Regions from separate parts of the Mus musculus genome. Here all the other regions are linked to region 3. Evidence: chromatin loops called from intact Hi-C (ENCODE). Cell type or tissue: heart. All regions are shown on one strand. Each heading gives the region's core, and the rest is flanking DNA. Links, peaks and the distances in the headings are about the cores only. Region 1 overlaps 2610307P16Rik (RIKEN cDNA 2610307P16 gene). Region 2 overlaps Sox4 (SRY (sex determining region Y)-box 4). Region 3 overlaps 2610307P16Rik (RIKEN cDNA 2610307P16 gene).

Evidence for each region. Hi-C counts contacts between places; a loop is a spot of excess contacts. Peaks named below come from ENCODE experiments on the same cell type or tissue, not always from the same donor. Only the 100,000 strongest peaks of a DNase experiment are listed, where the experiment ranks them.
Region 1: a loop joins it to region 3, with 2.5 times the contacts of the local background. A loop is called at or near these places in 2 of 42 quality-filtered maps.
Region 2: a loop joins it to region 3, with 4 times the contacts of the local background. A loop is called at or near these places in 9 of 42 quality-filtered maps.

The regions. Positions count from the first base shown.
Region 1 is chr13:28,504,730-28,510,553 of GRCm38, reverse strand. The region is part of intron 7 of 2610307P16Rik (RIKEN cDNA 2610307P16 gene); the gene reads left to right. It also overlaps the pseudogene Gm6081. Among named protein-coding and RNA genes, the nearest start is that of Gm40841, 86 kb to the right of the region's middle. In heart, for the core only: no CTCF peak of the experiment used is centred there; no DNase peak of the experiment used is centred there; H3K27ac peaks cover 807 bases.
Region 2 is chr13:28,947,266-28,953,089 of GRCm38, reverse strand. It overlaps Sox4 (SRY (sex determining region Y)-box 4), which reads left to right. Exons shown (of 1, transcript NM_009238.3): 1 at 1-4,171. The coding sequence starts at 69. The coding sequence ends at 1,391. All of the region lies in intron 1 of Gm46405 (a long non-coding RNA gene), which reads left to right. Gm46406 (a long non-coding RNA gene) reads right to left here. Exons shown (of 2, transcript XR_001780883.1): 2 at 4,984-5,110. Among named protein-coding and RNA genes, the nearest start is that of Sox4, 3.5 kb to the left of the region's middle. In heart, for the core only: CTCF peaks have their summits at 392, 2,423 and 2,622; DNase peaks (open chromatin) are centred at 399, 799, 2,229, 4,399 and 1 weaker place; H3K4me3 peaks cover 4,402 bases; H3K27ac peaks cover 4,266 bases.
Region 3 is chr13:28,715,776-28,721,599 of GRCm38, reverse strand. All of the region lies in intron 3 of 2610307P16Rik (RIKEN cDNA 2610307P16 gene), which reads left to right. Among named protein-coding and RNA genes, the nearest start is that of Mir6368, 7.8 kb to the right of the region's middle. RefSeq lists an enhancer at 2,159-3,954. In heart, for the core only: a CTCF peak has its summit at 3,051; a DNase peak (open chromatin) is centred at 3,109; H3K4me3 peaks cover 771 bases; H3K27ac peaks cover 1,559 bases.

The sequences.
Region 1 (5,824 bases), core at 211-5,210, 210 kb after region 3:
TAAGAAAAAAAGATAGGCCTTTAGAGATAGCTCAGCAATTAAGAGGACTGGCTACTCTTCCAGAGGTGCCAGGTTTAATTCCCAGCACCCACATGGCAGCTTACAAAAGTCTGTAAGTCCCCTTCCAGGGGAGTGAACTACCTCATGCATACAGGTCAAGCACTAATGTACATAAAATAAAAATAAATATTATTTTAAAAAGTGAAGGATGGAAATGGCACCCTTAGTACATTCTGCGCCTTTTGCAAAGTTTGCTCCTGTGTGTGCTGTCAGTCACGTTACCTGCTTTCCCCTGCTGCTTCATGTTCTGATGTATGTGATTTGTATCAATATATGTCCACAGTCACTCTTTGAACACTCAAACTGGCTAAGTTGTGGAATACAGAACAAACTCAAGGTCATTGTGTGTGCAGGAGAAAATATACTGTTAGGGGAGACATACTCTCTATCTGGAGATAATTGTCTAATGCATAAAATCAAAAGCTGTAGTATATGCATAGGCATAATGCCTGCCAAGGCACATTCGTGTCAACCCTGTGGTAGCACATGCAAGAGACTTAACTATAAAATTGCTTTATCAGGAAGTGATTTCTAATGGGTTTCTGTTAGAAATATCTAAAAGGTGCCAGGGTGATCACATGTATGTTAGCAATAATGTATAATGAAACACCATGTTTCACATGGTGTATTAACATGGAATAAATTTCATGTAACTGTGTTTTTTTCTTACATTTATTCATTTGTGCATTTGTTTTATGTGAATGTGGGCATATACATACTTGGAGTACTTCTTTGGATTCCAGAGGGCAAGTTGTGGGTGTTGGTTTTCTCCTCCTACCGTGTGGGGTTCCAGGTATGGAACTCAGGTTGTCAGGCTCGGTCACAAGTACCTCAACCCACTGGTCAGTCTTTTCAGCTTTGCCCTGTTTTCCTGAATCCAGCACACCCTGTGTGTATGCATTTGTTTACATGTAGGTATTAGGAACCATTTGGGAGTCTATGTAAACCTGAAAGTTGCTATTGCAAGATTATTTAATGTTATTTTCTCTATATATTCCTAGCAATGTAATAGTAGCCATTTAGTAACGGTACTAAATACAGAAACGTGCCAACATGAGATTAATCTATTATCAGTATATTCTTTACGTGTTACCTAGGAATATTCATCAAGGTTTGAGAAAGAGCCTCTTTTTCTTCCTTCCTCCCCTCCTTTCCTCTTTGCTTTCTTCTTGTTTCTTGATATAACTTTTTAACAGACAGTGTCATTAGCTGTTGATTGATAAATTTAGCAGACTTTTGTCTACGTGTTGATGCTGGGTACTACCAAGGGCCCATCAAATGTGCTCTTCCTGTGCAAATTGTTGAATCAATTCACCATCAGTGTGGTTTTATCGCACAGGGCTAACAATATTGATAGGAAAACAATCTGGGCCCATGAGAAGGAAGGTTTAACAGCACCATTTTGTTTTATCTTTTCTCGGGAGTGTTTTATGCACTCTGCCTTGTCTCCCATTGTTAACTTTTCCTGTAGTGTTGGTAGTTGACAACTCCAGTTGTCTGGTCTGGAAACCTGAAAGCAAATATGGAAGCCATTGGGGTAGACCTGACACTGTTAATGAAAACTTTAAAGAATACTTAAAAGTTGATCCACAAGAGCTTTCAAAAGTTGACCTTGCCTTATTTTGTGGGCTTTGTGCTATGAAACTCAATCTCAGTTTAATGTTCAGCAGGTGTTCTAAGGAGAGTCCCTACAAGAACTGAAGACTACAGTATGATGAATACAGTGTCCACCCATCTGGGAGGGCGAGACTAGACATCAATAGGACTCTGGGGTTCTGATTGTTTCATGGTATGACAGGAAAGGTTCAGGCTGATGTAGGGATGGCTGTGCAGTAATGACATGTTTCTGATGTCCAGACTTTTTTTTTTTTTCTTAAATGATCTTGGAAATGAAACATCGTAATGCCTTCTCAACCTAATAGCCTCATGTGCTGCATGAGATTGAAAGTTTAAAATTCTAGTCTGACTCACCCATGTTTCCAAAATGAAGACATGTTTCATGAGTGCAGTTATAAAAATAGCAAAAATTCTTGAAAAGAAGCATTTGGTCTGGGTCAGCCTGAGTTTGCCAAATTCTCTCCCCCTCTCTCTATTTCCATCCTCCAGTGAATCCAGAGAGTGAGCCCGTCGTCCCCAACTCCTGCAGCCTGGCTGTGATTTCATGGGAAAATTAGTCTTCACTGTGGCCTTTTCCTGTCCTCCTCTCCTGTTAAGGCAGATATGGTGCCATTAAGTAATTGCCTTGGGACAATCTGAAATATAAACAGGGAGAAAAAGACTCTGTGCTGTTCCTGAGGCAGGAGTGGTAAAAACACTAATTCAAGCAACCACTTGCCCTTCAAATCTAAAAAAGAAAGCTTGGGAGTAGAGCGGGCTGTAGAACAATGTGTCTTCGGGCAGACTAATCTAATCACACACAGAAGCAGCCTGCTTTCTAGCTTGCTGGACCACCTCCACCCTATAGTCTCTCGTGGAACAATGGATAAAGTACAGTATTTAGAGCGATTTGTTGAATCTTACTGTCTGATTTTGGCAAGTGCCAAGGAAACACAGAATATATCTTGGATGTCTTGAGCCTTCCTGGGAGGAGGCTGGAGTTTCCCCAGAGAGGCCACTTCCCACGGTGGGAAACTGGCTCAGTAGATAGCTCTGTAGGAATGTATACTTTAGAGTGCACTTAGCATGCTTCAGGATTCTGCAGCCACCATAACAGGTCTTAGACAGTTCAGGATCTCCAGAGGTCCAGTTTCTAATTTCTCTTATGTCAGTGTCCGTCATTGCCTCCTGAAGGGCTGCAAATTTACAATCCACTTTTCCTGTTACATTGTGGTCCAAGTTCCCTAGCACTAAAATATCCAGTTTGTGTATCAGAAGAGAGCTTGTGTGTGTGTGTGTGTGTGTGTGTGTGTGTAGATGAGAGAGGGCTGTCCATGAACCCCCTATGTAACTGAGTATGACCTCAAATTGCTCATCTTTTTGCCTTCTCCATCTGAAGACTGTGAATACACATATGTCCCACCCTTCTCAATTCATTCGGTGCTGGGGGATTTAACCTGGACATCACTGCATGCTGGGTAATCACTGTACCAGCTGAGCTTCATCTCCAGACAGACTTCTGTCGTATTTGTAATTATCATGTGAGGTCATTAGTAAACCCACAACCCACTGAAATTTTCTCATGCCCCTTCCCCCCTCCCTTTATTTTGGTCCTTCAAAAATCACTTCCGAAAGCATTTAATCTTTCTGTAGTTCAGATCTGCCAATGCTTTTCTTCATAGTGTGCAATAATTGTAACAATAGTACATTTCGTTTTGAAATCTCCATGCATGTTTATCATGCTTTCAAACACCTCATACTTATGTTCCTTTTCTGTCCACCCTCTTCCTCCCGGTAACCCCTTTCCTTTCCCTCAGTGGCCCCCTTCTACTTTCAAGTCTGATTTTTAAGCTTAGATACGACACATGACGGCGGGGGGGGGGGGGGGGCGGACATGTAGTAGCTGTTTTTGTGAATTGGGCTTATTTCACCTAATATAAAAATCTCCAATCCCACTCGTTTTCCTACAAATAACAAATATTCATTCTAATTTTTCTGTATAAATAAAACTCAATTCTATATAGATACATTTTTATTATGTATTCATTTGTTGGCAGAATCTAGGCTGTTTAAATAACTTGGTTCTACGACTATAGTTTCAGAAAACATCCATGTGCACTGTATGTGTCTCTGTCTTGTGTCCATGTAGAGTCCTTGAGTTATATACCTAGAAGATGTATTACTGTGGCGCGTAATAATTCTGTTTTTACTTTAGTTTCTTTAAGGTCTTCCATACTGATTTCTATTGTAGTCAGACGAATTCCCATTCTCATCAACAGTATTTAAGGGTCTTCTCCAGTCACCTCCTATGTCCTTTCTATGTTTTCTTGATAGTGGCATCTATATTGAAAATAAAGATAAAACATTTAGAGAGTCATGTTATAACCCTGTACTTAAAAACATGGCTAAAATAACTATCATTATTGGGAGAGCAAAACAGGTCAATTCCTTTCAGCTTTATGCATCTGACATACAATAGTTTTTATTAAAACAGAGTCAAAAATCTTAGCAGGGTGTTACCTCACATCTTGTTGCATGGTTCTTTAATGTGAATCAAGTTCTACATCTGGCTTATGTAGTTAAGAAATTAGTTATCCATGATGTTGCATGGCTTTAATCCCAGCACTCAGTATGCAGAGGCAGGGTCAGGCAGGTCCTTGAGCTTAAGGACAATGTGGTCTACAAAGAATACTCTAGGACTGCCAGGGCGACACAGTGAAGTCCTACCTCGGAAAACAAAATGGAAGTTATTTAATCTGTTTTTGCCGTATCTATAGGATGTTGGTGGAAACATGAAGCTCAGAGGGATTTCTAGACTATGTTTGTACTGATTGGCAGGAGAGTGACAGTAGTCACAGTGTGCAGCTGTCTGGCACTCAGCAGGGTTTCCTTCCTATGAATGCTTTCGAGACTCATGGACCAACAGTAACTTGCTCCTGTTAGCTAAGATCTACATTTTATTTTGATTTTTCTACTTTCGTTAGTTTTCAGGATGTGTTCCTGAGTCTCGTGAGTAGCACATGGCAGTTGTTGTCACCTTGGGCTGAGCCGTGAAGATTCTCACCCTCCCTTGTTGGGGATGAACTCCGGGATTCTAAGGAGAGGTCAGCAGGTGTTTCACAGACTGTTCCTGTTGGAGGATTTGTCTGATACTCTTCTCCTGATTAGTCTGGGCTCTACATTTCCCCAAGGGTGAGTATGGAGGCAAACACTGTTTTCTTTCTTTTTGTTTTAAACAATGTTTGTATTTATTCGTTGAGAACTTCATACAATGTATTTTGATCTTATACTTTCCCCTCGTTTAATTTCTCCCTGGCCTCCACCATAACCCTCACCAACCAACTTCACGGTCTTTCTCTCTCTTAAAAACAAGTCAAATCAACAAAAGCATGGAGAATGTTTTGTGTTGGCTACTACCCCTGAGCATGGGGCCTGCCATGAAAGTGTGGTTGATATAGGCATTGTCACTCTACTGAAGAAAACTGATTTCCCTTCTGTAAGGAACTTTCATTACAAATCACTTTTTGGTTGGGGGCTGGGGGTCACTTTGTAGGCAGTTCCTCTTCTTCATGCTAGAATTTTGTCTGCCTTGAGTTTCTGTAGGTCTTGTGTATGCGATGTCACTGCCTCTGAGTTCATATTAGAAGCAGCATCTTATCTACTTCATGCACATACTGTTACCTTGATACTGTTACTCTGGATGTTGGCCATCATCACCCGGCTGAAGCCCTATGGTCATGGTTTTCTATTGTGAAGTCCCTATTTCTCTCTCTCTTTTTCCATGATGAAAACCTTTGGAAGGAAGTCACTGCACTCGCTCATTACAACGGTTGGCAGGCTTAAATGAGATGTTGAATCCACTGGCTCCAAACCCAGGGCTTCAGAAACTCTCACTAACATTAGTTATCTCTGTAGCTGCTACTCATGCACTAATCCCTTCAAGAAGTAAACACCGGTTTTCCTGAGCACTGCTTCCTCATAGTTCAAAAGTCTCTCATCAGTCAGTATTAATTAAAAAATAAAAACGAAAACAGTGTATGAAGCCCTTCCACATGAGCTGACTGTAGACAAAGATTTTCTAGGATGCTCTAGGCTCACTGTGTGTCACCTAGTGTCAGCAGACTGCTAGACTGGTATCATTTTCCTGCGTCCTGATCCTTGAGATGGA
Region 2 (5,824 bases), core at 256-5,255, 230 kb before region 3:
AGCCCGCAGGGCCCGGCGACCGCGCCGCGAGCGTGTGAGCGCGCGTGGGCGCCCGGCAAGCCGGGGCCATGGTACAACAGACCAACAACGCGGAGAACACTGAGGCTCTGCTGGCCGGGGAGAGCTCGGACTCGGGCGCCGGCCTGGAGCTGGGCATCGCGTCCTCCCCGACGCCTGGCTCCACCGCGTCGACGGGCGGCAAGGCGGACGACCCCAGCTGGTGCAAGACGCCCAGTGGCCACATCAAGCGGCCCATGAACGCCTTTATGGTGTGGTCGCAGATCGAGCGGCGCAAGATCATGGAGCAGTCGCCCGACATGCACAACGCCGAGATCTCCAAGCGGCTAGGCAAACGCTGGAAGCTGCTCAAGGACAGCGACAAGATTCCGTTCATCCAGGAGGCGGAGCGGCTGCGCCTCAAGCACATGGCTGACTACCCTGACTACAAGTACCGGCCGCGAAAGAAGGTGAAGTCGGGCAACGCGGGCGCGGGATCGGCGGCCACAGCCAAGCCAGGGGAGAAGGGCGACAAGGTCGCGGGCAGCAGCGGCCACGCGGGAAGCAGCCACGCGGGGGGTGGCGCGGGCGGCAGCTCCAAGCCCGCGCCCAAGAAGAGCTGTGGCCCCAAGGTGGCGGGCAGCTCGGTCGGCAAGCCCCACGCTAAGCTGGTCCCGGCGGGCGGCAGCAAGGCGGCTGCATCGTTCTCTCCAGAGCAAGCTGCCCTGCTGCCCCTGGGGGAGCCCACGGCCGTCTACAAGGTGCGGACTCCCAGTGCGGCCACTCCGGCCGCCTCCTCCTCGCCGTCCAGTGCGCTGGCCACCCCAGCCAAACACCCTGCCGACAAGAAAGTGAAGCGCGTCTACCTGTTTGGAAGCCTGGGCGCTTCGGCGTCTCCCGTCGGGGGCCTGGGAGCGAGCGCCGACCCCAGTGATCCACTGGGGTTGTACGAAGATGGAGGCCCGGGATGCTCGCCCGATGGCCGGAGTCTGAGCGGCCGCAGCAGCGCAGCATCATCGCCAGCCGCCAGCCGATCGCCCGCTGACCACCGCGGCTACGCCAGCCTACGCGCAGCCTCGCCCGCCCCGTCCAGCGCGCCCTCGCACGCGTCCTCCTCGCTCTCCTCGTCCTCTTCCTCCTCCTCGGGCTCTTCGTCGTCCGACGACGAGTTCGAAGACGACCTGCTCGACCTGAACCCCAGCTCAAACTTTGAGAGCATGTCCCTGGGCAGTTTCAGCTCCTCATCGGCGCTCGATCGGGACCTGGATTTTAACTTCGAACCCGGCTCAGGCTCCCACTTCGAATTCCCGGACTATTGCACGCCCGAGGTGAGCGAGATGATCTCGGGAGATTGGCTGGAGTCCAGCATCTCTAACCTGGTCTTCACCTACTGAAGGGAGCGCGGGCCGGGGAGAAGGTGGGCCAAGAGGCAGGAGAGGAGAGAGGGAAAAAAGAAAACAAAAAACAAACAAACAAAAAAACAAACAAAAAAATGTTAAAAAGAAGAAGAAAGAAAGAAACAGAAAAAAAATGAGTTAAAAAGAATAGATGGAGAGTAGAAGGAGAAAGGGGAAAAGAAAAGGAAGAAAAAGTGCATAGAGCTGGCCTGGAACACGTCCCGCCGTTGGAGAAGGAGCGCGGGGGCGTTAGTGGACCCGCGCTCCCATCCCCCACTCTCAGGGCTGGGGACTCGAAGGAGGCGGAGAGTAGACGGGGGCGACCTTTTTTTGTTGTTGTTATTGATGTTGGTGGTGGCTAAAAAAGCTACTTCGAGTTTCCTCCCCAATTTTGCTTGAAGAGACTCCCCCCCACCCCACCCTTCCAACGAGCTTCCGGACTTGGTTGCACCCCCAGCAAGAAAAGAAGCCAAGCAAAGCTTCTAAAGACCGAAGGAATCTTTCCCTCACCCCCACCCCCTCGCCTTGGTGATTTCTTGTTTGATTTTGCCTCATGGTCAAGAAAGGAGGGGGAAAATCCAGCGTGCCCCATCTCCTACCCACCCCCTCTTTGTATTCTCTTTGTATTTTTCCCCTTCTTAAAATTTCTTTTTCTGCAATGAAGACAGAAAGAAGGCTCTGGGGTGATGCGTTTGGCATTTGTGTTGAGCTTAGGGGAGCATTGGCATGGAGAAACTCCACGCTGGCGAAGTCCCGGGCTGGGCTTTCTCCTCCTCCCCCCACCTTTTTTCCCCTTGTCCTTGCAGCTGGAGATGTGCTGGGAGTAGCAGGCCAGCCTCGGAAATGGACATGGGGACCTCGTGGAAGCCACAGCAACCTGGTTGGGGATGCAGAAGGACCCGGAGCACAGAGGGCGTTGGGGTTCCCGGGCCTCCGCCTGGGGTCTGTGCAAAAATAAAGAATTAAAAAAAAAAAAAAAATCAGAGAGGTGAGGCTACCCAGAGCCGGCGGGAGGACAGGAGACTGTGGGATGTGGTCCAGGGGCCGCGGAGTGGTTTGGGGGGGAAAAGAGATTTTTTTCTTCTCTTAATGGGAATCGTGATGGTGTTGAGTTATTTCACTGGTGGGGTTAATATAGCATGTTATCCTGTCTATCTTTTGAAGATTTCTGTATAAGACTGTTGAGCAGTTTTTAAAATAGTGTAGGATAATATAAAAAGCGGATAGATGGCGCTATGTTTGATTCCTACAACGAACCGATCACCAGCTCCTTTTCATTTTTAACTCTTTAAAAGGATTCAAACGCAACTCAAATCTGTGCTGGACTTTTGAAAAACCACAATTCAGGACCAAATTTTTTCTCCGTGTGTGTTTATTCCTTATAGGTGTAATTGAGAAGACCCGTTTATTTTTACCCCCTCACGGACTCTCCATCTTTGTATTTTTTTTTCCCTTGTAAATGTAATCAGATGCCATTTTATATGTGGACGTATTTATACTGGCCAAACAGTTTTCTTATTTTGTCCCCCCTTTTTTTCCCTTTTCATTTGCTTTCTTGTCTTTTAACCTCGTTTCTTTATCTTCTTTTTTATTTTCTTTCTTTTTCTTCGTTTTTTTTTTTTTTCTAGTGTTGTTACCCACGCCATTTTACGTCTCCTTCACTGAAGGGCTAGAGTTTTAACTTTTAATTTTTTATATTTAAATGTAGACTTTTGACACTTTTAAAAAACAAAAAATGACAAGAGAGATGAAAACGTTTGATTATTTTCTCAGTGTATTTTTGTAAAAAATATATAAAGGGGGTGTTAATCGGTGTAAATCGCTGTTTGGATTTCCTGATTTTATAATAGGGTGGCTGGTTAATATCTCACACAGTTTGAAAAATCAGCCCCTGGTTTCTCCATGTTTACACTTCAATCTGCAGGCTTCTTAAAGTGACAGTATCCCTTAACCTGCCACCGGTTTCCACCTTTCAACCCCCTGGTCTTATAAGGGGAGGAGAGTTCAGCCCAGCACCATAATGCTTTAAAAAAAAAAATTTTTTTTTTTTAACGAATTGCTGTTCTGTCCAGAGGTTTTTAAAACTGGTGCATTCACAGCAAAAAGGGATTCTGTAGCTTTAACTTGTAAACCACATCTTTTTTGCACTTTTTTTTATAAAGCAAAAACGTGCCGTTTAAACCACTGGATCTATCTAAATGCCGATTTGAGTTCGCGACACAATGTACTGCGTTTTCATTCTTGTATTTGACTATTTAATCCTTTCTACTTGTCGCTAAATATAATTGTTTCAGTCCTATGGCATGGTGATAGCATATGTGTTCAGGTTTATAGCTGTTGTGTTTAAAGATTGAAAAAAGTGGAAAACATCTTTGTACATTTAAGTCTGTATTATAATAAGCAAAAAGATTGTGTGTATGTATGTTTAATATAACATGACAGGCACGAGGACGCCTGCCTTTTAAGAGGCAGTTCCGTTAAGGGTTTTTGTTTTAAAACTCTTTTTTTTCCTTTCTTTTTTTATTTCTTTTTTTTTAACCATCCATCCTGTGCAATATGCCGTGTAGAATATTTGTCTTAAAATTCAAGGCCACAAAAAAAAGCAAAAAAAAAAAAACAAAAAAAAAAACAAAAAACAATATTTGGGGGAAGAGAAAAAGAAAAAAAATCATGCCAGCTAATCCTGTCCGTCACTGCCTGTCAGGTTGTTCCTATATACCTTCTGTAAATAACTTTTTTTGAGAAGGAAATAAAATCAGCTGGAACTGAACCCTAAATCTTGACTTTTGTCATCCTTATTCCTGGGATCTCTCCTTTCACTGCAGGCTGCTGCTTTGCTGCTTTGCAGCTTCGCGGTGGCATGGAAGCTGGTGCTGATTCAGTTAAGCCATCTTAATGGCAAACCCTAAGTTCCTCTTGGCCAGATTTCGCAGGCCTGACCCCGAGTGATGGCATTGGCCACGTGTGTGTCAACCCTCCCTCCGCACGCCAGCCTTCGAGGAATTCTCTGCGTCTACTGTACATCAGCAGGCACCCTTTGTCTGGAAATTGCAAAGAGGGGGGAGGGGCAGGCTTCTCTGCTCTCAATCCAGCCGGCAGGCTGAACTTTTTTAAATGTATTTTTTGCTTTTGTGTCTCTAAGCCACCATCCCCTTTACACACCAAGATTTGTTTTGCACAGACCAAGAAGAACAAATGAGCCTGTTAAATTATTAGGTCTTCTAGGAGAAAAGCCTTCCATAGTTACAAGATGGGAAAACCAAAATCAACTTAGGCTTGCTTTGTTGGGGTGGGGTGGAGGAGTCCCCTTAAATGCAAAGGTCAGTAGGGTGTGGTGTAATCCAAGTACTTGAGAGGCAGGCCAGGCTCAAGGATCCTGAGTTTAAGGCCTGAGTGGACTACTTGATTGAAACTCTGTTTCCAGAACTACCAAAGTTACTATGGCCCTAAGCTGTTCATCTTATGCCCCGCCCAACATGGGCGTCACTGTGAGTAAAATATAGCCTACCTGCTCACCACTGGAATGACAGGCCAAGTAGGAGAGTGTAGATTTTTATAGGCACCAGACACAGCATTAGTGAAGCCTGCATGCAGCTGGACAGTAGTCGGTGTTTATTTTAGAGATCAACGGTCTCCATGGGCAAATAGAAGTATCTTCCCTTCCCAAGGCTCATCTTCACAAATGTGTGCTTTCCATGTTTCCTAGTCTTTCCGCCCTGGAGAGAAAGGGTTAACATGCAGCACTTGGAAACAATCCTTTCTGAGGATCGGAGGCAAGGTGCTTGCATCCTGGGATCACAACAGAAAGAAGACTTAAGGGCCAGTACCGCAAGCATTTTTGCACAGTAAAAAAGCCATTTGCTAGGGGTTGGCTGTGATCAACTTACACTACATACTTGGATGAAGTATTCAAGGGGGGGAAAAACTGAAAAAGCAATTCCCTCTCTAAATACTGTTCTAATATCATTTTTCCCTGAGACCTTGAAACAGTATGGTGTAAATTTTTCTTTTTTAAAAGAGCTTTGGGAAAGAGTTGATATGCTTGTTTAATGGTTGATTATTATGGTGAGGATAATAGAGCATCTTAGGGTCTTGGAGAAGAAAGCCTTTGATAGTTACAAGACGGGGTGGGGGTGGGGATGACTTAGGCTTGCTTTGTTAGATTTGGGGTGGGGGTTTCCCCTCAAATGCAAAGGTCAGTAGGGTGTGGTGTAATCGAAACACTTAGAGACATGCCAGGCTAAAGGATTCTGACTTTAAGGCCATAGTGGACTACTTGAGACCCTGTTTCCAGAACAACAAAAGACCTTGTTCCTTCCCCCTTCTCCCCCGACCAGACAAAAACATCGAAATCCTACTGTAAATGAATCCTGTATGAATCATTTTTAAGTGATGCATATTTTCAAATAAGTTTGTATTTTTGTAGGCTC
Region 3 (5,824 bases), core at 571-5,570:
GGAATGTGAGAAAAGGACGCGAATTGTCTTTAAGCAGGTGTTTAAACAGATGCCATGCTACACTCCTTTCTCATGCCTCCTAGAATTTGAAATGCACTCTCCATTTCTGTTGACATGGATTGTTGATTCGAGACTGAATAGAAATGTTCTTGCCACACCTCCTAGGAGGCTCCAGGTTAGTGGCTAGCCACTCGTGTATATGAAGGTTTTGTTGTCTTGACCCGTTCCTTGGGTTCATGGGCAATCCTGGCCTTCACAGATCTGGTAGGACGGTAGGCTGAGTTACAATGCTCAAGTCAGTCTGGGGTTGACTTGGGATTAACTAGGACTAGATCAACTTTTCTTCTCTAAACTACATTGCGGGTTAGGAAATGTAGTAGGAACCAGAGAATAACTTAAAACAATACAGTGGTCACTAGCATCCATTTCTCGTGTAAGGCGTTCCCCAACTCCTTCTTTTGTGCACAAGTCTGTTATTTTTCAGTGTTTAGGGCTTTCCCAGTGAAGCCTAGACTGTGCTCCATGGTGAAGGACTGTGCAGACCCTCTGGAGGGCCTTGGCAAGCCTTGCAGGGAGTAGTGGTACAGGTCCTAGCCATTTCCCCAACCCTGTCGTTACTGTTGAGCATTCTCAGAAAACGGTCTGCGAGGGAGGGAGCGCCTCCATGAGCCTCCCCTCCCCCATCGCCTTTCGAAAACTTTTCCAGTTTGGCTGCTGAATGAAAGCAGGAACTTTATTTAGAAGTGAGGAGGGGAGGGGAACGCAGCTCTGGGTTGACACCCTTCTGGTGCTTATCCATAAATATGAAATGGTGTTAGAACACCAGACACCAGAGAGCTTTCCGATTGGCTGCTGGTGATGTCATCTTGTCATTAATGCTGTGCTCAGAAAATAAACTGATCTGCCTGTTTTCTCCCCCTACCCCTTATTTAAAAAAAAAAAAAAAAGAAGAAGAAAAGAAAGAAAAAAGGAAAAAAAGAACCCTGAAATGTATGAAATCCATTTTGTCATCTAAAAGGAGGCACTTCAGTTAGGACATTTTGAACGAATTATTATATTTCTCATGTGCTCTGTCCTTTTGGCCTTCACTTGAATACTGCCGTAATCACCCACAGGCATTCAGTCTGTCGCATCCTGTTGCTTTAAGAGGAAGACAGACGCTTTGCAACACCTGGGCACCACAGTTGACATTTGCAGACACTAAGTGCTAATGCAGAAGATAGGAATTCCTTCCTGTCAGCCTTGCCACATCCGAGTGTGCTGAGAGCCAAGGTTGGCACTTGCAAGGCTTGAAACAAGGGGTGGGTAATCGAAAGTACTTCTATAAAACGTGTGTGTGTGTGTGTGTGTGTGCGCGCATGTGTGCACGAGCGCACATAGTGTATTATGCATATGTGCATATTTGTGTGTATCTTTGTATATGAGTATGTGCAAGTGTGTGCGGGTATGATGTAGACATGGGTGTTTTTATTAGTCTTCACATTATTTTTTTCACTGTCTCTTACTATACCTGGAACCCCATGATTTGGCTGTGCTTCCTGGCACCAAGCACCAGGTCTCGTCCTGTTTCTCCCTCTCCAACAATGGACTTATAGCAGTAGCATACTTCCAGGTTTGGCTTTATATATCGGTGCTGGGGAACCCAAACTCAGATCCTCATGTTGGCACATATAATACTTTACTAACTGGGCCATCTCCTTGCCCTTTAACATTGATTTCTTAAATCATAATTTTCTTAGTCTGACTCGGCTGCCTTTTGTGTGTTGTCAGTCAAATCTTAATGAGTCTGCCTTTGCACCTTGCTGATCTGGGATGTTTATTTACAGACGCGTGTTGAGTGGGAGGAACACACTTGTGACATGTCCTAGGTGTGTATAGGAAAAACCCAATGGTATTCTGGGTACCTAGGAGTGATGCTCTCAGAAGGGAAGCTACTCCCTGGCATTTCTCTAACCACTGAATTGAGTTTGGATGTTTGGGGGTTTGAGACAGTTAGACAACCAACCCTTCATCCCTACTGGTTCTGTATTTATATTTATAACCATTTCCATTAACCATTGGGAAGACTTGTGTATAGCTATAGCTCCTTCAGTTGAATACAGAACTGTCTTTTAAAAGGAAAGTCACGATTCTCTATTGTTATAAAGTTTGCTTGAATAAATGGCCTTCTCCTTTTCTGTAATATTTTACTTTGCTCGTGAGTGATCATAATAATGTATCTCCCTGTATGTCTGGGACTGTTGAATCTCACCAGATCCGAACCCAAATGTTATATGACTCCCCGCCATGCCATCTTCAAGCCCTGTCTTCAGTGAAATGTCTTTGGGAGTCTCTTTCACTCCCTGATGAAATGGCTGTCCAAGGTTGTTTTTCCCAAGGTGCAGGCACAGCACTTGAATTAGCAAAAATGTCCTGCCAGCAGGTGCAGCTCATCGCAGCAGTGCAGCCCTGGCTCAGGTTCCAGTGGCTCAGGTTCCAGGGAGCTGCCGGATTCCTTTTCAAGTGTCCCCTCATTTTCACAAGGTTAGAAACCATAGATTTAGCAATCTCTGGGGGTCAAAGGGAAAAGGGGGAGACAATGAGTCTCATTCATCCTTAGACGCTCTAATGAGTCATGGGGACGGTCTCTTTTCCAGGTTAGAGCTGTGTCTCTCTGGCAGGCTGTAATTATCTGTGAGCTGAGACACGAAGTGATATCAACACACAAAAGCATTTCAGGAATAGGTTTTTTGAAGATGAATCACCCAAGTCCATGTCCTGCTCAGCCTTTTTTTTTTTTTTTTTTTTTTTTTTTCTGAGGGGCTGTCTGGCTCCCTCTGCCTGGCTCCCACTTGATCATGTGACAGCTGTTTGCAGACTAAATGAAAGAAGCCATCATTCAGTGGCAGGAAACCTAATCCTGGACAGGTGCAGTTTGAGTAAAGACTCTGGGCCTGAAGGGCAGGGCCTTTGCAAAGTCCCCAGCTTTTGCAGATGGTGGGTGTGGGAGGAGCAGGATTCGATTCCCACAGTCCCATCTGCGGCCCCTAGACTGTCCTTCCCGGGGAGAGGCCTATCCTTTGTCCAGATATTGCTGAACTTTTGAACCCAAGTACACTCCACAACATTTGGGAGGCTGTGTTCACGCCTCACCCTCAGATAAAGCTGCCGCAAACTGAAGGAAACAGTAGCCAGACCCGTTTTCCTCTTCCTCCAGTGATGTGAGGGAGCTAATTAGAAATCAGCCGTCCAGCCGCTTCCTCCCCTTGTACTTGGGTTCTTTTTTCCCCTAAAAGATGCTTATAGACACGAACAAAGGCCGGATGCCGTATTAGGCCTTCTCATTAAGTGCTCCCTGTCAGATGTGTCTGGTTTACACACCACTTTTTCCTTCTGCCCAGGCCAAATGGGATCCCAATGGGTGTTAGAACCCCTCCCCCCATCAAGTTGTATTTTTCAATGTCTGAAACTGCCCCTCAAAAAAGAAAAAGGAAAACCTGCCACATTGCAGTTTTCTTTGTTCTCAATTACTGATGGCTATTGAGAACTAACTCAGGCGCCAGGTGTGTAGACACCACATTATCACACCTAAATCTTTGCGCACTTGGCAAACACTGAGACTGCCTACACCCTCAGATGAAGCGTTTGTGGGAGAAAACGAACAAATAGCCAGATAGACAGCATTAATAGAGAAATATGGAGAGAAAGGATAAGAATTGAGAGTAGTCTGGGCTAGAACCCAATCTATTTGAAGGAAAGAAATGATTAGGGTGGGAGTGCGGGCATGAAGCATTTGCTAAGCAGTCTACTGCTCTGAATAGATCCCTAAGTTCCTGTGGCTTGGAGATCAAAACTTAGAAATCCACAATTATACCACATAGATTCTCCCTAGTCTATATTTAGTATATAATCTCTACACTTTGGCTACATATGGCCTTGAGCTCCTCTTAAGAGCTAAAAATGCAAGTTGCTGCCGCCCACTCTGTCCCAAATCAGGATGGCACATAATTGCATCAGGGATCTTGCTTTGAGGAAGGAGGTGGAGATCAAGTCATCAGTGGGCAGCTTCCCCTCCCCCCAACCCCCATGAGCACCCTTAGAAGAAGCTCAATATGCAAGATAAATGTATGAATGATGTCTCTGTAAGAATTCATTTATCCCTTCACGACTTCAGTAGACCATCTCGTGGGGGTACTTGAAAGTTGGAGCGAGATTCACACTAGAAGTAAACGCTCATCATGAAATGGACACGAGATGCTAAACAGCAAGAACAGATGGGCTTGACTGTCAGAACTGTCCGAACATCTACTGTCGGAAAGGAAGACAGTAGAAAGCCCAGTGGCTTGCTGATCTCTTTGAACTGGAGTTGGAGGGATTTGAAAGTGAAATGCTTCCGAAGGCACGTGGGTTTGAACACTTGCTCCCCAACTGGTGCCCAGCTATCTTTGGGAAGGCAATAGAACCCTTAGGAGGTGGTGTCTCACTGGAGGAAGTGGGCCGCTGGAAGCTGGGCTTGAGGCTTGATTATCTAAACCTGCTTTCTATTTACTGTTTACATGACTTCAAAGATGCAGTGTGACCATCTGCCTCCCTAAACTGTAAGCCAAGGTAAACCTCTCTGTCCTTAAGGCGCCTTTTGTTGGTCATTTTTGTTATAGAAACAAGAAAGCTAACTAATGGGAGTTACCGTGTAAAAACTCTCAAAACCATAATTTAGGAAAGCATCCATTTGCTGACCCTACCATCTTGGATTCTTTGTGCACAGCTAGGAAGGCATAGAGCGTTGGCAGTAGATTTGAAATGCAGATGGTGACAGGCAGAAGGATTCTGAGGCTGAGGAGGTGATTCAGGGAAGTCATGAACCAAGGAAGTGGCAGGGCTTTGCTAGCACAGACCAAAGGAGCCATGTGGCAATTTGGGGTGGGGTGGTGGGGTGGAGGGGCCTGGCTTTAAATTGATTTATTGAGCACAGTGTGTTGTATCCTGTGTTGTGACACAAGTGTGCAAAGCAAGATTCCCCTCTGAGACAGAATAGAAATCTGTACCACTGCTCAGTGTATTGTAGGGGTTGGGAAGTGGGATGGGAAACTCTGAGCACAATTCTCAAAAGAGCCCAGAAGAGCTTTGGATAGCAGCTGGCTTTGAAGAAACCTTCAAGGGAAGGTAATATCTAAACTGGTGTGCCGAAGGGGGCTAGAGGTTTGTTTGTTTGTTGTTTTTAACATTTTAAACATTTTTCCTTCCCAGGGGTAAAAAAAAATGGAAGAGTGGTAAAGTACCTGGAGAGAGTGTGAAGTGAGAGAGCATGGGTGGGGGGTGGGACGGGATGGAGTAGCAGACAGAGATACCTTTAGTCAGGGCTGGGTTTCCCCCTAATTCATTTGTTTGCTAAGCAAAAGCATCTAGAATTTATGGGGTGGCCAATCCTTCTCCCATCAAATGAGACAGTCGTAAGGATGTTGCACCTTCTGCTTGGACCAGGAGGGCTGTGCTCAGTTTCATCCCCCATAGAGAATAAGCTCTCTGAGGGTGGATGACCACTTTCAGAAGTGACTCCTATCCTGTGAGACAACAGTAGGCACTAAAAACTAATTAAAAGGTGCTTACTATTTACCTCATTAAATAGAATACTGTCTCTGAGAATATTTGTACACATTATTTTTGTCTTCTAATAACGAGAAATGGGGAATTAAAAACTAATAAAGAGCAATTTGTTAGCTCCTCCTTCATCTTTTCTCCCTTGCCACATACTCTCGCTATACTCCATATCCAAACATTACTCTTTCTTCTTGGACCCTAGCCTCAAACAGTAAAGTCCCCAATATCAAATAATACTGAAGTTGTG